Regions from separate parts of the Mus musculus genome. Here regions 1 and 2 are each linked to region 3. Evidence: chromatin loops called from intact Hi-C (ENCODE). Cell type or tissue: left cerebral cortex. All regions are shown on one strand. Each heading gives the region's core, and the rest is flanking DNA. Links, peaks and the distances in the headings are about the cores only.

What was found. Peaks named below come from ENCODE experiments on the same cell type or tissue, not always from the same donor. Only the 100,000 strongest peaks of a DNase experiment are listed, where the experiment ranks them.
Region 1: a loop joins it to region 3, with 2.3 times the contacts of the local background. A loop is called at or near these places in 2 of 42 quality-filtered maps.
Region 2: it touches region 3 in a loop (2.9-fold over the local background); 5 of 42 quality-filtered maps call a loop at or near these places.

The regions. Positions count from the first base shown.
Region 1 is chr7:121,560,506-121,567,225 of GRCm38, forward strand. No RefSeq gene overlaps it. Among named protein-coding and RNA genes, the nearest start is that of Gm39081, 24 kb to the left of the region's middle. In left cerebral cortex, for the core only: a CTCF peak has its summit at 3,221 (motif pointing left); a DNase peak (open chromatin) is centred at 3,211.
Region 2 is chr7:121,085,998-121,092,717 of GRCm38, forward strand. It overlaps Otoa (otoancorin), which reads left to right. Exons shown (of 29, transcript NM_139310.2): 2 at 5,546-5,637; 3 at 6,553-6,581; 4 at 6,674-6,704. The coding sequence starts at 5,547. Among named protein-coding and RNA genes, the nearest start is that of Otoa, 5.9 kb to the left of the region's middle. In left cerebral cortex, for the core only: a CTCF peak has its summit at 2,985 (motif pointing left); no DNase peak of the experiment used is centred there.
Region 3 is chr7:121,632,008-121,638,727 of GRCm38, forward strand. No RefSeq gene overlaps it. Among named protein-coding and RNA genes, the nearest start is that of 1700025J12Rik, 45 kb to the left of the region's middle. In left cerebral cortex, for the core only: no CTCF peak of the experiment used is centred there; DNase peaks (open chromatin) are centred at 3,062, 3,386 and 4,674.

The DNA.
Region 1 (6,720 bases), core at 508-5,507, 72 kb before region 3:
CACACACTGCACATGAGTAAACACGACATGAAGTCAGAACACCCGGGTTCATATCCTGCTTCCACTGACTAGCTTTGTGACCACAGACAAACCAAAGACTGGCCTTATGCCTCAGCTTCCCTACTAGAAAACCAGAAACTATTCCATAAGGTTGTCATGGGAACTAGATGTAGCATAGATAAATTGTTCAGCGCAAGCCAGGCATGGTAGTGCACACTTACAGTCCTATGTACTCTGGAAGCAGGGGAACCTTGAATTCATGGTCAGCCTGGATTATATGATGAGTTAAGAGCCAGTCTGGAGCTAGAGAGATGGCTCAGTGGTTAAGAACACTGACTGCTCTTCCAGAGGTCCTGAGTTCAATTCCCAACAACCACGTGATGGCTCACAACCATCTGTAATGAGATCCAATGCCCTCTTCTGGTGTGTCTGAAGACAGCTACAGTATACTCATATACACTAAATAAATAATATTAAAAAAAACTGTCAGAGCTACATAGGGAGATTCTGTCTCTGAAATAACAATCAAAGTTTTAAAAAATGAATGAGTTGAAATGAATGCTCAGAGCAGCGTGACACACTGTACTCAATAAATGTTAATAAATGTTAACAATTGTTTTTAGACGTGTTTGAAATGTGCTCCTCACAACCTCTGTCATTCAAAACTCTCAAGTATGTCATTACCACGGAGCAGAGATTGGGCAGCAAAGCAGATGTCTGCAGCTTCTGCACCATGTTCAAGGACATGCCTTCTTGAGATTAGCTAGAATCACTACAAAATCTGCCAAGAAGACACCATCGCTCTCTGTGTGATTTATTGATGGCATATTTGACAGGAGAAGATGATCCTGGTCATTGAGAGAGTGGAAAATCCCATCCCAGACTCTCTTCTAAATGCAGTCTCCTGGCCAGCAACAGGAACATCACAGGGGAGGCTGCTTGAAATAGGGAATATCAGCTGCACCCCAGAAATGCTGATGCATAACTCAGTCCAGCTAGTCGCCAGGAACATTGGTCCAACTCTATGGCTCCATACCTGTCTTAGTTAGGGTTTTATTGCTATGAAGAGATACCATGACCAAGGCAGCTCTTATAAAGGAAAAAATTTGACTGGGGCTGGCTTACAATTTCAGAGATTTGGCCCATTATCATCATAGTGGGTCGCATGGCAGCATGCAGGCAGATATGGTGCTGGAGGAGCTGAGAGTTCTACATCTTAATCCAAAGGCAATAGAAGGGGACTGCCTTCTACAGCCAGACAGTAGCAGGCTCTGATGCCATATTGGGCAGAGCCTGAGAATAGGAGCCCTCAAAGCCCATATACACAGTGACACACTTCTTCCAACAAAACCACACCTCCTCCAATAAAGTCACACCTCTTACTAGTGCCATTTCCTATGGCCAAGCTTCAAACACATGAATCTATGGGACCAAATCTGTTTAAACTACCACACTACCCGGGTACATTATGGGTATCTACGCTAAGTACATTGTGAATCCCCACCCTACGTGTACATGGTTCTATACCTTGGTGTTCTGTGGGTCTGTAGTCTGGGTGTATGGTGAGTCTTCACCCTAAGTACATGTGGGCCTGCACTTTGGATGCACAGTGGATCTCCATTGTGGGGCACTGTAAGTCTATAGTCTGGGTACATGGCTAGTCTCCATTCTAAGAGCCTTTAGGTCTAGGCTCTGGGTGAATGCTGAGCCTCAATCTCTACCATGGGTGCATGGTGGATCTTGTGTGGTATTATAGACTATGTATCAGTGGCTGTCAAGGCTCTCAGGGGAATTCTCTCATATAGCCAGGACTAAAAACCACACACACAGGTCAACAGTTTTCAAACTTTGGTGTGTGCATAGGCTGTGTAAGTACCAGAAACAGCAAGGTTCAGATGAATCTGACCATCTCGCAAAGTTCCCAGGAGGCTCTGGGAGTGAACAAACATGAGCTGCTTATGGGGTTTACTGCCCTACAAAGAGTTCCAGAGACACCTTCCCTACAGGTCTCTCTTCTTCTTAATCCATTTTCCTTCCTTGGGGCTACTTAGCTGATGCCATGCCTCTTAATTCTCAAAGAGCAAGAAGACCTCAGAAATAGATGGGGCCAAAGATATCCCCAAACACAGTCAACAGGAGCTTGCTTATCAAATCTGCTGCCCTTCCTTCCACCTCCCCCTGCATGTATGTTTAATCAGTTTCTGGATTGTTGTTAAAACTTAAATCATTGCTAACATTTCCCTAAATAGATACTGAATAAAACTTTGGATTTCGGTAACTTGTGGCAGATCAGGGGATTAGCAACAATCCCCAGTGTGGTAGTCATAAGCTATAACTGCTTCTTACAATGGGCATTAGCTCAACCGCTTGCCACCGTCCCTGCCTGACCCTCACTGCTCATTGCTGTGCTGCTCTGTGAGCATGAGGGGTCTGCAGCCTCCAGATGGGGTCTACTCGGTTGTTTTGTGGATAAAACAAGCAACCCCAGACATCTGAGGCAACTGTCAACTTGGTCCCTGAAATAGGACCAAACCTAGGATTTGGGGTCAAAATTTTCAGTTCTTCCTGCTTGAAAGAACTTGGGGAGTCTCTTGGGTTTATCTCACTCTTCCTGAGATATCCTGCCATCTTTACAAGATGCCAAGGATATAGATCTCCCTCATTGCCACTTTGAATCTTAGGCAAAGCACCTAGGAAGCTCAGATCATTTCTGCTCTTGGCCTTAGGGCTGTCACCCAGTCAGACATAAGTAAACAGCAGCTCTGTACCTTAGCAAACTTGCCTATGGAGTGTTTACAGTGATGCTAACGGTGGGATGCTAACAGTGTATAATCTATAAAGTGGCTTTGAGGGTTCAATCCAACTGACTGTAAAACATTTTGACAGACAAGGTAGAGGAAGGGCTCTCTTGGTAAAGCACTTGCCTTGAGAGCATTGCCTCTGTCCAACTTCAAAAGAGTCATTATTCAGCTCCTAGAGGGATCCACAAGAAAGTGTATTCAGAGAGCCACCGATTGGATGAGTGACATTAGTTAAAAGGTTGTGGAGTCTAAGATATCTGCTCTGTAAATTACAGATAATAGTAGCATTTACTTCTTTGAGTGTCGAGAAGTTTAAATGAGATAATGTAAGTACAACCTGCTTACCTACCCAGAGTTGTGCTCCAGTGATTAATTACCTCTAGGTTTTGACTCCCCGAAGCATGGTTGCCACCTGGTGGTGTAAGAGAGTAACTCCAGGTTCTACGGGGCGTGAGAAAGAGAGAAAGGAATGCAAAGGGTTGCCAGAGGGTGCTGGATGGAAGGGTCTGATTTTGCAGTGGAAAACAGATTCAGAAAGCAGTAAAGAAGAGCCCCAGGATAGACTTCCTTACGGCTCACTCTTCCTAATTTCTTCTTCCTCACTGCTTCTTGGCTGGTACCACATCTTAAAGTAAGAGCCCCTCGGAGTGGGATAGAACTATAGGCATCTCCGAAGACATTAAACGGCTTACACAGGGAACATGGGCACTGCCAGTCCTTGCCCATTCTGCCATTACTTCCCACTGCTTATGACAATTCTGGCTTTTCGTAATTCCAGAAGTCTCCACTTGACACTGTCCAGCTGGCCTCCGAACTGCTTGGCTCCTGAGCTTGGCTCATAACTGTCTCTATCAGTTCAGGATACTTTCACAGAACATCACAGAACATCACTGAGCAGGTGGCTTGAACAGCAAACATGCATTTGTCACAGTTATGGAGACTGGAAATCCAAGAGCAGGTGCCAGCATTCTTAACTCTTAGAGAGGGCTCTCTTCTTTGTTATGTCATTGCACGATTTCTGTGGGTGAAGGAGGGAAAGAGAGGGAGAATCAGAGACAGAGACAAATGGAGTGAGACAGAGAGACAGAGACAAGAGACAAACAGAAGGAGAGAGACCAAGACAGACAGAGACAGGCAGAGAAAGACAAACAGTGAGAGAGACAGAGCGTAGTAACCACCAGGTAGTGTTCTAGGGTAAGAGAACCACATGAGAACAAAACAGGCATCTAACATTCACTCTGGACCTTATGCCAATGCAGAAAGATAGACAACAACTAACACGAGTAGTTACAACACAGAACGCATCAGCAGGAGGAAAAACTGTTCAAGAGAATGAGATGGCATTTGAATCATTTGAATTCAGACCAAAAGTGGCACTGAATTCAACTGCATAGATATTTTGAGGGAGGTTTCAAATGGAGAAAGAGCAAGTAAGGCCCAGAGGTGGAACCACGGCATGCAACAGGAGTGCAACAAAGAGGCCCGTATGGCTCTGGTGGGCAAGTCAGGGGGAATAGCAGGAGATACAAGGTGGTTAGAAAGTAGACTTACCCCACACACCTATGGTCACTTGATCTTTGACAAGGGAGCTAAAACCATCCAATGGAAAAAAGACAGCATTTTCAACAAATGGTGCTGGCACAACTGGCTGTTATCATGTAGAAGATTTCGAATTGATCCAGTACTATCTCCTTGTACTAAGGTCAAATCTAAGTGGATTAAGGATCTCCACATAAAACCAGAGACACTGAAACTTATAGAGGAGAAAGTAGGGAAAAGCCTCGAAGATATGGGTACAGGGGAAAAATTCCTGAATAGAACAGCAATGGCTTGTGCTATAAGATCGAGAATCCATAAATGGGACCTCATAAAATTGCAAAGCTTCTGCAAGGCAAAAGACACTGTCAATAAGACAAAAAGACCACCAACAGATTGGGAAAGGATCTTTACCTATCCCAAATCGGACAGGGGACTAATATCCAATATATATAAAGAACTCAAGAAGGTAGACTCCATAAAATCAAATAACCCCATTAAAAAATGGGGCTCAGAACTGAACAAAGAATTCTCACCTGAGGAATACCGAGTGGCAGAGAAGCACCTGAAAAAATGTTCAACATCCTTAATCATCAGGGAAATGCAAATCAAAACAACTCTGAGATTCCACCTCACACCAGTCAGAATGGCTAAGATCAAAAATTCAGGTGACAGCAGATGCTGGCATGGATGTGGAGAAAGAGGAACACTCCTCCATTGTTGGTGGGATTGCAGGCTTGTACAACCACTCTGGAAATCAGTCTGGCGGTTCCTCAGAAAATTGGACATAGTACTACCGGAGGATCCAGCAATACCTCTTCTGGGCATATATCCAGAAGATGCCCCAACCGATAAGAAGGACACATGCTCCACTATGTTCATAGCAGCCTTATTTATAATAGCCAGAAGCTGGAAAGAACCCAGATGCCCCTCAACAGAGGAATGGATACAAAAAATGTGGTACATTTACACAATGGAGTACTACTCAGCTATTAAAAAGAATGAATTTATGAAATTCCTAGCCAAATGGATGGACCTGGAGGGCATCATCCTGAGTGAGGTAACCCAATCACAAAGGAACTCTCACAATATGTACTCACTGATAAGTGGATATTAGCCCAGAAACTTAGGATACCCAAGATATAAGATATAATTTGCTAAAAACATTAAACCCAAGAGAACAAAGACCAAAGTGTGGACACTTTGCCCCTTCTTAGAATAGGAAACAAAACACCCATGGAAGGAGTTACAGAGACAAAATTTGGAAGTGTGACGAAAGGATGGACCATCTAGTGATTGCCATATCCAGAGATCCATCCCATGATCAGCTTCCAAACGCTGACACCATTGCATACACTAGCAAGATTTTGCTGAAAGGACCCAGATATAGCTGTCTCTTGTGAAACTATGCCAGGGCCTAGCAAACACAGAAGTGGATGCTCACAGTCAACTCAGGGCCCCCAATGGAGGAACTAGAGAAAGCACCCAAGGAACTAAAGGGAACTGCAACCCTATAGGTGGAACAACATTATGAACTAAGCAGTACCCCGGAGCTCTTGTCTCTAGCTGCATATGTATCAAAAGATGGCCTAGTCGGCCATCACTGCAAAGAGAGGCCCATTGGACTTGCAAACTTTATATGCCCCAGTACAGGGGAATGCCAAGGCCAAAAAGGGGGAGTGGGTGGGTAGGTGAGTGGGGGGGGGGGGTATGGGTACTTTTGGTATAGCATTGGAAATGTAAATGAGCTAAATACCTAATAAAAAATGGAAAAAAAAGAATGAATAAATATGAATAACCTCAAGGGAACTGGAGAACTCAGAGACAAAGAAAAAAAAAAAAAAAAGAAAGAAAGTAGACTTACTGGGAAGCCAGCTGGTCAGTATCAAGTGGAGAATTCTGGAACAAGACAAAAAGCCAGAATTGTCATAGGGAATGGACAGTAATGGCAGAACGGGCAAGGACTGGCAGTGCCCACGTGCACTGTGTAAGCTGTTTCGTGTCTTCGGAGATGCCTGTGACTCAATCACACTCTGAGGGTCTCTAAGATGTGAAACTGGCCAAGTAGCAGCGAGGAAGAAGAAATTAGAAAGAGCGACCTGTAAGGAATGCTACCCTGGGACTCTCCTCCTTAGGGAAGATAGAGGGAAACATATAAACTACACGTAACGGGGTCATTCTGACTGCTGCATGGAGAACAGACTGAAAGGATAAGAAATACGAAGAGATGGGAAGCAAAGTCTGTTGGCTAATGGGGCCAAGGGAATGTAAGTGAAGCTCAGAAGTGATGGGAATCAGAAGATAACTGTACGAGTCTTAGGGGGAATCAACACCTCCCACTGGTCTAAATAATTGTATAGAAAGGGGGACGTTTAAGATTATG
Region 2 (6,720 bases), core at 1,021-6,020, 550 kb before region 3:
AAAACATAAAAAAGGGAAGGTGCAACCCCAGCAGCCACCAGGAGAAGAGACGGAGAAAGTCACTCCCTTTAAGGTCCAAATAGCTTAGCAGGAAGGGACAAGCACCCCTAAGGACAGAAGTGGGCTAGTGAGCCAGGAAAGGGCTCAGAATGCTCCGGGCTGTGCTATGGTCTCTAATAGCACCCCTCCGCCTGTGGGCTGTCTTTCACACATGCTGTGTTCGTTATATGAGGCCGGCATTAGGAAGTCTTCCTCTGCAAACTGACTTCTTTCATGTTAGTCTTGTCTAGTTTTCTTCCAGTCCTTAGTTCCCTCTCACATCATCACCTCCCTGGGGTGTGGAGTCAGCAGAGGCAGTGTGTAGTTTCTTGTCTTTAGCCTACTTGACAGCCATGAGCATGCTTGTGTGAGCTTCCTCTAAGTATGAAATGTAAATCTCCTATGTAGAATGTTTATGTTGTCAATATTTTTTTTTTACACATCTGTGGTCACCACCATCAATATCCCCAAACACCTGAGTCAATCAGCTAATAGAGAGGAAAGGCTTATTTTAGCTCACGGATTTGAAGGCTCCTCAGTGATAGGTTGGTGCCTGCAATGAGACAGCACATTGTGTTTGGAATGTTTAGTGGCGCATAACTGCTCATCTCACCTGCCAGAAAGCAGGAGAGGAAGAGGGAGGCTCTGGAATGCCACATCTCCTCTGAGAACAGCCTTAGTGACCCAACAGAGAACATTTCCACAAAGGTTCCTCTCAAAGGCTCCACTACGTCCCATGGAAGATGTGGCATCCTGGGAACCAAGCCTTTAACATGAGCTTTGGAGGTGAGGGAAGTGGGGCATCCAAACCACAGTTCCATTCTTCACTCAGGAGCTGCACAAATCGGGCAGCTATCTGAATTGACCTCACTGCCTGCGGCTGTGTCCGCAGCACCTTTCTCATCCAGGCTGACTTCCCGATACAGCCACTCACTGTCTCACTCCCAAGGGGTTCCGCGGGTTCAGGATCCAGTTAAAAGCCAGAGTAAGCTGTTTCTGTGCTGGGCAACAACAGGATGTCTGAGAGGAGTCCTGGTGAGGATCCAGTATTGGTAGTGTAGCAGAAGCCAGAGGCCTCCAACCAGGCCAAGACTCATTGCAATGAACAAGCAAAGAAGTGTGCACAAAACTGTGGGACACACTGTGACACACTGCAGCTTCCACGAGATTTGTTTGTTTGTTTGTTTTTCTTCTGCAGGGGAGGTTGCGAGGGTGGAGGGCAGATATCAGGGGTGGGGAGATGAGCGTCATTGGGGTGCATGGTGTGAAATTCACAGTCATTGAAAAGTTAAAAAGCAGTTCCTGTGCCAATGCCTTTCCAGTGGCTCCGCCCTGTCTCAAAGCTGAGGGTGAGCCCAGGGGCTCCCAGCTTCCTCGCCTTCCTTTCTCATTCTTGTGTGGTCCATGGGACGAGGTGCCAATACATCACGCTCCTAACTCCCAAGGTCTTTGTGTTTCTCCTTCTTTCTGGAACTTTCTTTTCCCAGATATGGCTGTAATCCATTCCTTCCTGTCTTCAGACCTTCCCCGCACGCATTACCATGGCTCCTACTCCTTTGCTGCTTCCCTTCCCTCTGTAGTATCCATCACTCTGACATAAACCAAGTTGCCTATTTATTCTTTTCCTGGCTACCCAGCACATCAGCTGGGACATGGCTTTGCAAGCTGCTGTGTCCTCAGAGTGTAGAATAATGCCTGGCCCACAGTGATGCTCAATAAGCACTTGATAAATGAATGCATGAAATAACCACGCAGCTATAAATAGTGCCTTAGCCATGCCTAGTGCTCTTATAGAGAAGTATTGGTTTTCTCCTCTGGCTAATTGTTTGTCTTAGAGAATTCACAGAGGGTTGCCTGGAAGACTTGGGACTTATAATGAATTGGGTGAGCCAAGCCAAAAGGGAGGAGAGATCTTTACAAAGGACCTTGAACTGAGAAATATGACAACTCGGAGAGACACAAAGAAGCAGGTGCCCCGACCACTAGTGGGTTCGCTACTGACAGGCATGGGCTGACACTTTGGAAACTGCAGCCTGACCTCCTCGGTTGTAAAAACTCAAACTCAGAACTCCTTCCGACCTAAGCTCCATTCAAAATGACTAATTCATTTCTCAAAGGGCACCATCAGGTGGGTACCTGTGCTGGTTAGTCTTTGTCAACTCATCACAAACTAGCGTCATCTCGGAAGAGGGACCCTCAGCTGAGGAATTACCTCTGTCACGTTGGCCTGTAGGTGCAGCTCTGGGACCTTTCCTTGTTAATGATGTAGCAGAATTGCCTCTCTGTGGGCGGGGCCATCCCTGGGTGCTCAGTTCTGGGTTGTATAAGAAAGCAGGCTGAGCAAGCCCCTGAGAAGCAAGCCAGTAGGTAGCACTCCTCCATGGCCTCTGCTTCAGTTCCTACCTCCAGGTTCCTGCCCTGGCTTCCCTGGATGATGGACTGTAAGCTGGGGGCCAAATTAACCCTTTCCTCCCCAAGTTGGTTTTGGTCAGTATTTTATTACAAGCAAGCTAGGACAGTACCACTTAATACCCCATTTTATAGCTGAGAAAATTGAAGTACAGAGAGGTGAACGAAGCAAGTTGCTTGACATCACCCAAGCTAGTGAGTGGGCAGAGGGAAGAGAGAAACCAGGCCATGTGAGTACAGCCCATGGTTTCTCTCCACTTTGGGGAGGTATTAGATGTAATAATTTTCACCGGTTTAAAACACACATATCAGTAGACTTGTAACTGTGGCTTCCATGTAATACCACACTACCATCTAGACATAGAAACTCGTCATTGGGGCTGGAGAGATGACCTAGCAGTTCAGAGTGGGACGCTGTTCTTCCAGAGGACCCTGTTTGAGTTTCAGCAGGCACATGGCAGTTCCCAACTGTCTGGAACTCCAGTTCCAGGAGAATCTGACGCCCTCTCCTGGCCTCTTCAGGCACTGCACACATATAGATGTGGGCAAACACTCAAAAACACAAACCAAAAATAAGTAAAAGAAATCTTCATTGTCCTCCCTAAAAATTCTCTTGTGCTTTTTTTGCAGCATGGCTTCCCACCATGCCCCAGAGTGTCCCGGGCGACTCTTGACTTTATCACAGATTTTTAACTGTCTTGGAGTTTCACATAAAAGAAACTGCAGTATATCCTTATGTCCTCCCCACCCCCCGGAACGTGTGTAGGTGTGTGCATGCACACATGTAGTAGCCAGAAATTGACATCAGGCTCTTTCCTCAGTCACTTCTTACTGTTGAGACAGGCTCGCCCACTTTCTTTGAACCTGGAACTTGCCAATTCAGCAAAACTGTTTGGCCAGCAAACCTCAGGGATGCTCTTGTCTCTACCTCCCTAGCACCGGGATTACAGGCATGTACCACCGCTTCTGGCTCTTATTCGGGCGCTGGGGATCTAAACTAGGTCCTCGTGCTTGCATGGCAAGCACTTACCCATGAAACCACCTTCCCTAGTCCAATTTCTTTTTTTTTTTTTTACTCTGCGTGTTACAAATATCCATCCTTTGTTCTTTTTCCTGAGGTCTATATGACTTCCTTTCAATTGTTTTACGTTTTGAAATACATACAGATTGTTAGTGAAGTCTCCTGTATTCTTCGTCCAGTCTCCTCCTGCAGTTCCTCTTGTGTAGTTATCAATCTGGGAGGTGGTGCAGCCTCCAGAGGCCATCCCTAAGGCAGTTCTTCCCTGAGGCAGCTTTGCTTGGTGTACGACGAGCTTTTTCTGCTCTGACTGTGGGGATTCCCCTGCTCCTGAACAAGTCCTAAGGACTGTTCTGCCTTCTGTGGTTTCATTCCTCTCGTCTCAGGAGGCATTTCCATCCTTCGTGTCCTGAGGGATGGAAGGGACTTCCCCTCAGATCTCCTTCCTCAGACCTCCGTTGTGCAGCTCGCTCCTCTCCAGTGCTCTTCCCTGGACGACTGGCTGCCTTGGTTTTCCTAAGCTCTCATTCTGCCCCTGAGCTTGCGCTCTGGGGCTGGAGGCAACAGGAGCAGCGCCTGGGCTCAGCTTGGCTGCGTCCCCTCTCCGAGAGACCTTGGTTTCTGATTCCTGCTTTCAGTATCCTGAAACTGTTTGTCATATATTTTGGCTGGTCTTCTAATTCCCTAAGGTGGTAGGATTAACTTTTGTTTTAAGTCAGGGTTTCTCTGTATAGCACTCTGGCGTCCCGGAACTCACTCTGTAGACCAGGCTGACTTTGAACTCGCAGAGATCCATCTGCCTCTGCCTCCCATGTGCTGGGTGGGATTAAAGCCACCACCTCCTGGCTAGGTTTAACTTTTTTATTGCTGAGTGGTGATCTGTTGGTTCTTTTGAATAGATATGCTGTCTTTAACCTTTCACCTGTTGGACATGTGGGTTGTTTTCATATTTGGCTGTTACAAATAAGGCTGAACCTATCTTTTTTATCTACATGTTTCCATTTCCCTTGGCAAAACCCCAGATTAAAATTCCTTTTTCTTTTTCTTTTCCTTTCTTTCTTCTTTGTTTTTTCTTCCTTCCTGTCTCCTTCCTTCCTTCCTTTCTCCCCCTCCCCCTTTCCCTCTCCATCTCTCTCTCTCTCTCTCTCTCTCTCTCTCTCTCTCTCTCTCTCTCTCTGTCTCTCTCTCTTTTCGAGACAGACTGCCCTTGAACTTAATAGGTGGCAGAAGATAACCTTGACTTTCTGATTTTCTAGCCTTTCCTTCCTGAGTGCTGGGATTACAGGCGTGTACATCCGATGCCAAGCTTATGGTGCTTGGGATAGAACTTCGAGCTTCGTGCACGCTAGGCAAGTTCTCTACCAACAAAGCCACAACCCCAGCCCCTGAAATCCCTTGATCATAGAGTACCAAGTATGTAATCTTATAAAACTCTGGCAAACAATTTTCCAACCACAACACGGCCAACATGCGATGTTGCCAGTCTGCCTCTGTTAGTCACTTTAATGACTGTGTATGTGTGTGTGTGTGTGTGTGGATCTCATTGTGGGTTTATTTTATGCTATGTTTTATCCTGGGGTTAACAGGAAGGAAGGGGACATGCATGGGTTTAAATTCTGAAAACAACCATCTGCCCTGTCTGCTTATTAAAAACCCACAAATGGAGCTTGTTTTGAGCAGAGCCCTGTCGAAAGTGACTCATGTTTTGTGTGCAATATGGACATTTTTATATCTATTTTCAGGAGTTCAACTCTGTTTCCCATTGACCTGTCTTCTTACCGGACTGTAGGGCTTCTTGCGTTCTGCATCTGAAGCTCCTGTGAAAGATGGTGCAGCAAGCACTTTGAAACACTCTTCTCCTCTGGGTGCTGTGGACCAGGGGTGGTGGTGAGCACAGAAACGGGGCGCTGAGGTCACTGAATGATGGACATGTCTTAGACACACCCTGGAATCATCACACTACTTAAGATGGTTTTGAGGGGTTTAGTGGCTGCATGTCCCTCTGCTCCTGAATATTCTTCAATCTACTTTTAAAAGAAAATGAAACCTGAGTCACCTGTGTGCTTGACTTAACTGCAGGATGTCTCAGGGACCTAGGACGTGCTCCCTTCTCCTGGTCCTCCTTCTGAGCCATGGAGGTGCCTATCAGAGAGAGCCAAGCCCCAGGCAGGGTAAGTCTTGAGGAGAGAGAGAGAGGGAGAGAGAGAGAGAGAGAGAGAGAGAGAGAGAGAGAGAGATTGATTTCACAGCTCCTATATATTTTAGGGGATGTAGCTGGATATGTCCGTTTGGGGTTATGATATATTCCAGTGAGGGGGTAGTAAGCATTTGCCTATCTGTGGGTATTCATAGGGCTTTTGGGAGTATTATACATGGTTTATTTTATTATAATGTGTATTATTTATCCAAATAAATGTATTATGCCACTTTCATGCATGCACACAATATGCTTCAGTGGAATTCACCCCCAACACCCTCTCTTCCCCCATTCCTCACAAGTCCAGTAGATCCCACACATGAGGGAAGCTTGCAGTGCCTGTCTTCCTGAGTCTGACCCATGTTGATTAACGTGATGATCTCCGGTTCCAACATTTCTCCTGCAAATGACAAAACTTCATTCTTCTTTATGGTCAAATAATACTCTACCTGCTGTATAGACCACATTTCTTCATCAGTATTTTGTTGATGGATTTCCAGGCTGGTCCCATATCCTGGTAATTGTGAATATTTCCACACTGAACACATATGGGCAGATATCTCTGTGGTATGCTGCCTTAGCTGTCTATGCTGCCTCTGCTGCCTCTGTGTGGCACGGAGTGGATCATACAGTAGCTCTACTTAGGTTTTGGGGATGTCTCTTTCTTGACTTCCACAGTGGCTGGATAAAGTGACACTCCCAGTGGTGGTAAAGGTTCTCAGTGGGGGGTTGTAAGCCAAGGTTTTCTCACACTGGCCACAGTTATTGCATCGATTACAACTCAGGGAAAGCCCGAGTGGATTTTGTTGGGCTCCTGTGGTAGCTACATTCGTCTTTACGAAGGTCCTCCTGTTTGGGTCTAGTCACATATCCAATGGCTTTCTTGCAGATTTACATCCATTGTTGCAGAAAATGGCGGTGAGTGCTCCAGTTCTATTTTAATCAGAAACCCCTCCACCAGCGCTGCCAAATTTGCATGTTATACTCAGTGTTATCTCTCTGCCTTGTAGGAAGAAATAATAGAGGGAAGCTATCTGAATGGTAATGTCCCCGGTCT
Region 3 (6,720 bases), core at 688-5,687:
AAATGAGGTACAGAGCTAAACAGAATTCTCAACAGAGGTCTCTCTAAAGGCTGAGAAACACTTAAAGAAATGTTTGGCATCCTTAATCATCAGGGAAAAGCTAATCAACAAAATTCTAAGATTCCATCTTACACCAGTCAGAATAGCTAAGTTCAAAAGTTCAAGTGTCAGCAACGCTGTGAGGATGTGGACCAAGGGGAGCACTCCTCCATTGTTGGGATGTGGACCAAGGGGAACACTCCTCCATTGTTGGGATGTGGACCAAGGGGAGCACTCCTCCATTGTTGGCAGGACTGTAAACTTGTACAACTTCTTTGGAAACCAATCTGGTGGTTTCTCAGAAAACTGGGGATAGTTATACCTCAAGACTCAAGCTATACCACTCTTGGGCATATACTCAAAAGAGGTTCTACCCTCCCACAAGGACATTTGCTTAAGTATGTTCAGAGCAGCTTTATTTGCAACAGCCAGAAACTAGAAACAAGCTAGATGTCCATCAACAGAAGAATGGATAAAGAAAATGTAATATTACTCTGCTATTAAAAACAAGGAAATCATGAAATTTGAAGGCAAATGGATAGAACTAGAAAATATCATCCTGAGTGAGGTAACTCAGACAGAAAAAGACACACATGGTATATACTCTTTTATAAGTGGATATTAGCCACAAAGTACAGATAACCATGCTACAATCCACAGACCCAAAGAAGTTAAATAAGAAGGAGAGCCCAAAGGAGGATGCTTGAATCTCACTCAGAAGGGGAAATAAAATAGACACCAGAGGTAGAAAGAGATAGTGGGAACGGGGTGGATATCAGGTGAGGGGAGAGCAGAGATGGGGTAAGAGAGCTGGGAAAGAAGGGAAACTGGTGAGGAGGGGGCATCTCTGGGACAAGCCAGAGACCTGGAATAGGGAAGCTCCTGGTAGGATGGGGTGACCCTAGCTGAAAACTGCTAGCAGTGGGAGATATGGAGCCTGAAGTGGCCACCCACTGTTGCTAGGCAGGACTTCCAGTGAAAGGAGTGTTATACCAATCCATCCCCCAAAACCTTCAACCCAAAATCTGCCCTGCCTATAGGATGTACAGGGATAAAGATGGAGCAGAGATTGAGGGAATGATCAACCAATGACTTGCTCAACTTGGGTCCCATCTTTTGGGCAAGAACCAATCCCTAACACTATTAATGATACTCTTTTATGCTTGCAGAGAGGAGCCTAGTATAACTGTCCTCTGAGAGGCTCCACCCAGCAGCTGACAGAAACAGATGCAGAGTCCCACAGCTAAACATTAGATGGGTTGAGCTCGTCGAGTCTTGTGGAAGAGTCCAGGAAGGATTGAGGAAGCTGGAGAGGTCAAGGACGCCATAAGAAAGACCTACAGAGCAAGTAACCTGGGCCCATGGGGGCTAACAGAGACTGAACCACCAACCAAAGAGTATGCATGGACTGGACCTAGGGCCCCTACTCACATGTAGCAGATGTGCAGCTTGTGGGTTCCCCAATAATTGGAGTGGGGGTTATCTCTCTGACTTAGGACTCTGTTGCCTGCCTTTGGATTCCTTCCTCCTAGCTGAGCTGCCTTGTCTCGCTTCAATGGGAGAGGATGCACTAGTCCTGATGAGACTTGATTTGGTACTGGTGGAGGTGTGCTACTCTGAGGAGAACTGGAAGGGGAAATAGGAAGAGATGGAGGGTGTAACTGAGAAGAGAGGAGGGAGGGGCTTGCAATGGAGGTATAAAGTAAATGAATGAATGAGTGAATGAATGAATAGAAAAAAAAGTGATGTAGCTTTTTTACCCTTTCTACCATGAGAGGACATGAGATAGGCATTACCTATAAAAATGGACTCTTACCACTGTATCTGCTGATGCTTTTATCTTCCCAACCTCTAGAACTAGAAGTGAAATATTTCTATTGTTTATAAATTACTCAGCCAAAGGCATTTTGTTATAGCATTGGGATGGACTGAGCCAGATAGAGTTGGCTAAGTAGACAGATGTATGCGGTCATACAAGAGCTTGGACTGGAGGCCATGGTAATTGAAGTCAGCAGTGAAGACAGAGGGTAGACTTAGCACATAACTAGGAAAGAAGAATTGGATGGAGCCCACACATGGCCTATAAAGACGAGACTTTGTGGAAGAGAAGCATCAAGGAGTGTCAGGATGGGTATGTTATTTACAGAGGCAGAAAGCCTGGGTCTAGTAGTGTGTGGAGTGTGTGAGTGTACAAATCTATACTTTTAAAATACTAACTTACCTGGACTCTAATTTATTCAGGAAGCTAGTCTCAAGTAAAGTCAATTACTAGCATTTCCTATGTCTCTTGGGCACTAAGGAAAGGTTTTATTTTGTGGTGGGGTTTCTGGCTTGCTCACTGATATACTTGGCACTGTTCCACACATTCCTGATGAAAGGCCAATGGAATGAATGTCGAGTCTATGTTCAATGACCTGGAAGGACATCGAGTCTTAAAGGCTCCCACACTGGTTTTAGTCAGATTAGCTCCCATCTGCCAGCCTAGAAACAGGTTAAGTTTTCTCTGGAGGGAAATGTCAACACCATCCAAAGCCTCCATGTTATTTTCTAATGCACCGGTTAGCATCAAATCAAAAGACATATCTCAGTGAGTAAAGTTCTTGCCACCAAGCCTGACAACCTGAGAGAATATACATATACACCTGAAAGATGTCCTCTGACCTCCATAAGCATGTAGGGGCATGTCCCTGCCACCAAAAAAAAAAAAAAAAAAAATATATATATATATATATATATATATATAATGTAAAATGAGAAAAAAATTAAAGCATGGCAAGAAGTGGAACAAACGGGTTATAGCAGGGAATGCACATGGGACTGGTTACTAGCGCCATAGGCACAGGCTTTCAAGTAACTACATCGCCTGTGAAAACTGACAGCCACGTGGGAAACAGCACCAGACACCTAAATCTATAAATAATCCATGGAAATTCTAGAACTGAAAAGGTAATCACCTAAGTGAAGCTGACAACACAGCGAGGAAGGCCTAAGAACAGACTGACACAGCTAGGAGTTGACACATTTGCAAATGAAGTAGAGGATGCCCAGTTTAATTTTCATTTCAGACACACAACAGAAGCCTGGAATAAATACGTCCCACTCGAAATTTTAGACATTCTAGAATGTATCCACTGCTCATGTGATGTTCCTATTTAATGAGATTTATCCTTATTTTACTGAGAGAGATCAGACACAGCTGAAGACTCCTTCTGCTAGAGATATCCAGAATACAGAATGGTATTTTTGAAAGGATGAAAAAAATCCTAGGAAAAAAAACAGGTAAAAGCAAATGAAAGAGACATCTGAGACTTGGTGAACCGTCTAAATCACAGGAAGCCGAGTCCTAGAAAGCAAACATGTGCCAGAAGTAATATTTAAAGCAACAAATGACGGAGGTGTTTCCAAGTCAGATTCACTTCCTGAAGAATAAAAACAAGAAACCCACACCTTAGCCCATCTGAAGAAAGCTGATGGAAAATGAATCCCTTCAAAGCATCCAGAAGGAACCACCCCACCCATATTGCCTGAGGATGCGCAATAAGACTGATCACAGACTCACCAATGGAAGAAGCCCATTGAATGAGTATCAAAGAATATAATCTCCAACTTAGAGTTCTATCCCTAGGGAAAATCCCCTTCAAAACTGAAAATAGGATGCAGGTTAGTTGACTCTGTTGGTCTTCCTGTGGAGTTCCTATTCTCTTCGGGGCCCACAATCCTTCCTTCTATTCTTGCGTAAGTGTCCCTAAGCCCCTTCCACTGTTTGGTTGTGGGTGTATCTGTCTGAGTCAGCTGCTGGGTGGAGCCTCTCAGAGGACAACAAGCTCCTATCTGCAAGCATAACAGAGTACCATTAATAGTGTCAGGTATCAGTGTTTGCCAATGGGATGGGTCTCATATTGGACCAGTTATTGGTAAGCCATACTCTCAGTCTCTGCTCCATCCCTTGTGCCTGCATTTCTTGTAGACAGGATAAGTTTTGGGTGGAAAGTTCTGTGGGTGGGCTGGTGTTCCTTTTGCTCCGTTGGGGTTCCTGTTTGACTACAGGAGGAAGCCTCTTAAGGCTCTCAGAGCCTGAACCACCAACCACGGTGGTTGGGCCTAGGCCTCCCTGCATATATGTTGCAGATGTACAGCTTGGTCTTCATATAGGTCTCGAATAACTGGAGCTGGGGTATCCCAAAAGCTCTTGCCTGTCTGTGGGATATGTTCTTCTAGCTGGGCTGCTTTGTCTGGCTTCAGTGGAAGAGGATGTACCTAGTCCTGCAGAGACTTGATGTGCCAGGGTGGGGGGATTCCCAGGGGGACCCCCACCTGCTCAGAGGAGAAGAGAAGGGGGAAGAAATTGTGGGAAGGAGTAACCAGAAAGGGGGCAGTGAATGGTATATAAAGTGAATACGTAATAAAAAAAATAAAATAAAAACTGAAAATAGGGTGGGGATGTAGCTTAGAGGAAGAGTGATTACCTCACACCTGTATATCTGGGAGTCTCATCTTAGAAACACTGGGGGTGGGGTGGGGGCTGAAACCCAAAGGATACACATATATAAACCAGCCAAGCAGAGAATGAGAACAGCAGATAAGCATGAAGAACAGTGGCAGAGCCTGGTGTTCTGGAAGATGCAAAGATAAGTAATGCTGTGGAGATGATGGTCAGGATGGGAGAGGAGAAGCGAGGTGAGGAACAACTCCCTGCAAGGAGAGTATTGCGGTGAGCAGAGGTGGGTCTGCTGAGGACACGCAGGAATGCAGCATGTTTGCATGTCCTCTTAGTGTTTCTACTGCTGTGCTAAAGCGTGACCAAAGCAGCTTGGGGAACTGGGGGTTTATTTCCTCTTGTGGCCCAGGGCAATTGTGGTAGGGACTCAAAGCAGGAACCTGGAAGTGGGAACTGGTGCAGAGGCCATGGAGGAGTGCTGCTGACTGACATGCGCTTCATGGCTTGATCAGCCTGCTTTCTTACACAACCCCGGACCATCAGCCCAGAAGGTGGCACTACCCACAATGCACTTGGCCCCCCAGCATTAATCACTGATTAAAGAAATGCTCCACAGACATGCCTACAGGCCAATATGGTGAAAGCATTTTCTCAACTGGGAAATCTCTCTTCCAGTATTACTCTAGCCTGTGTTAAGTTGACATAAAATCTAGCCAGAGCATGGCAATAATCAGGAAACATCCAATATCCAACTAACCGTGCGTGGGGGTGGGGTGGGGGTAACCTACAGTTTTGAGCATGCTAGTCACACACTGTACCACTGAACTATATCCCTAATCTCTGGATGGAAAGATTTTCCTTGCAGAAGAAAAATTTTTGTTCTAGTTCCTTTCTTTCCTTTTTCTCCTTTCTCTTTCTTTCCTTTCTCTTTCTTTCCTTTCTCTCTTTCTGTCTGTCTTTCTTTCTTTCTTTCTTTCCTTTTTCTTTCTCACTTCCTTTCTCTCCTTCTTTCTCTCTCTCTCCCTTCCTTCCTTCTTTTAACTATAAAGAAACATTTTCAGCTAGAAAATAGAAGATCCTTGCTGCTGGTTCTTTGTCATGCCTAAAGCAGATACCCCTCAGTCAAAAGGTTAACTATCGTTTAATAACAAAACATACATGGATCAATAAGCACACATGATTTCCTCTTTAAAAATATAAAGACATTTCTAATCCAATAAGAACTGAGCAAATGCACCATTAACACAGGCTTAAAGTAAAATGCTAACAGAATTCTTCAAGCACACAGATCCCAGGGTGAGCTACAGAAAGGCTTAAGAAGCAATGAGAGCAAGCGTCCTATAAATCTAGGTGCACACTGACTGTGATGTTTGTAGTGTTAAGTGTAGATGGAGTCCGAATACATGCACATAGTAAACGGTCAGAAAGCGCAAGGGAATCAAGTGCTGTCCAGCCCTGAGGGTGAGAATGCAGTGCTGAGGCAGCACCTACCTGTCATCTCAGCACTTGGGGTGGATATGGGTGCACTGGAAGTCAGCATCAAGTCCATGGTGACACCCTGTCTTTAAAAACAAAATGACAACTAAAATCAGAGGTGGAGGCAGGGTTTTGAGTATGAGACCAGTTTAGAGAAAAGAAAGAACACGGCCAGGCCAGGTATCCTTAGTGCAAACCAGAGGATCCACCCAACCACAGCATCCAAGTGAAAAACCAAGTGGGGTGGCATATATAACCACACACTTTCCCCAGCACTGAAGAGACAGAGACAGAAACATCCCTAGAGCTTGGCAGCCAACTAACTCAGTGAAACCAGTAAGAGACCGTCTCAAAAAGAAATGTGGGGGCAGCTGAGGACACCTGCTGTCAACCTCTGGCCCCTCATATAAGCACACATATGTCCAATCACATGCAAATGTACACTGACACATGAACACACACATATATACACACCTATATATGCACACACATATATATATACACACCTATATATGCACACATATATATACACACCTATATATGCACAAATGCTTGGTGTTTTAAAAGAGTAAGAAAGAAGAGACAGATATAAAGCAGGTGGGAGAGAAGATGGAAGGGTGGAAGGAAGGTAGGCACCATATTAAAAACTAAAAAGCCAGGTGTGGTTGTGCACACCTTTAATCCCAGCATTCTTGAGACCGAGGCAGGAGGATCTCTGAGTTTGAGGCCAGACTGGTCTACAGAGTGAGTTTCAGGACAGTCAGGGC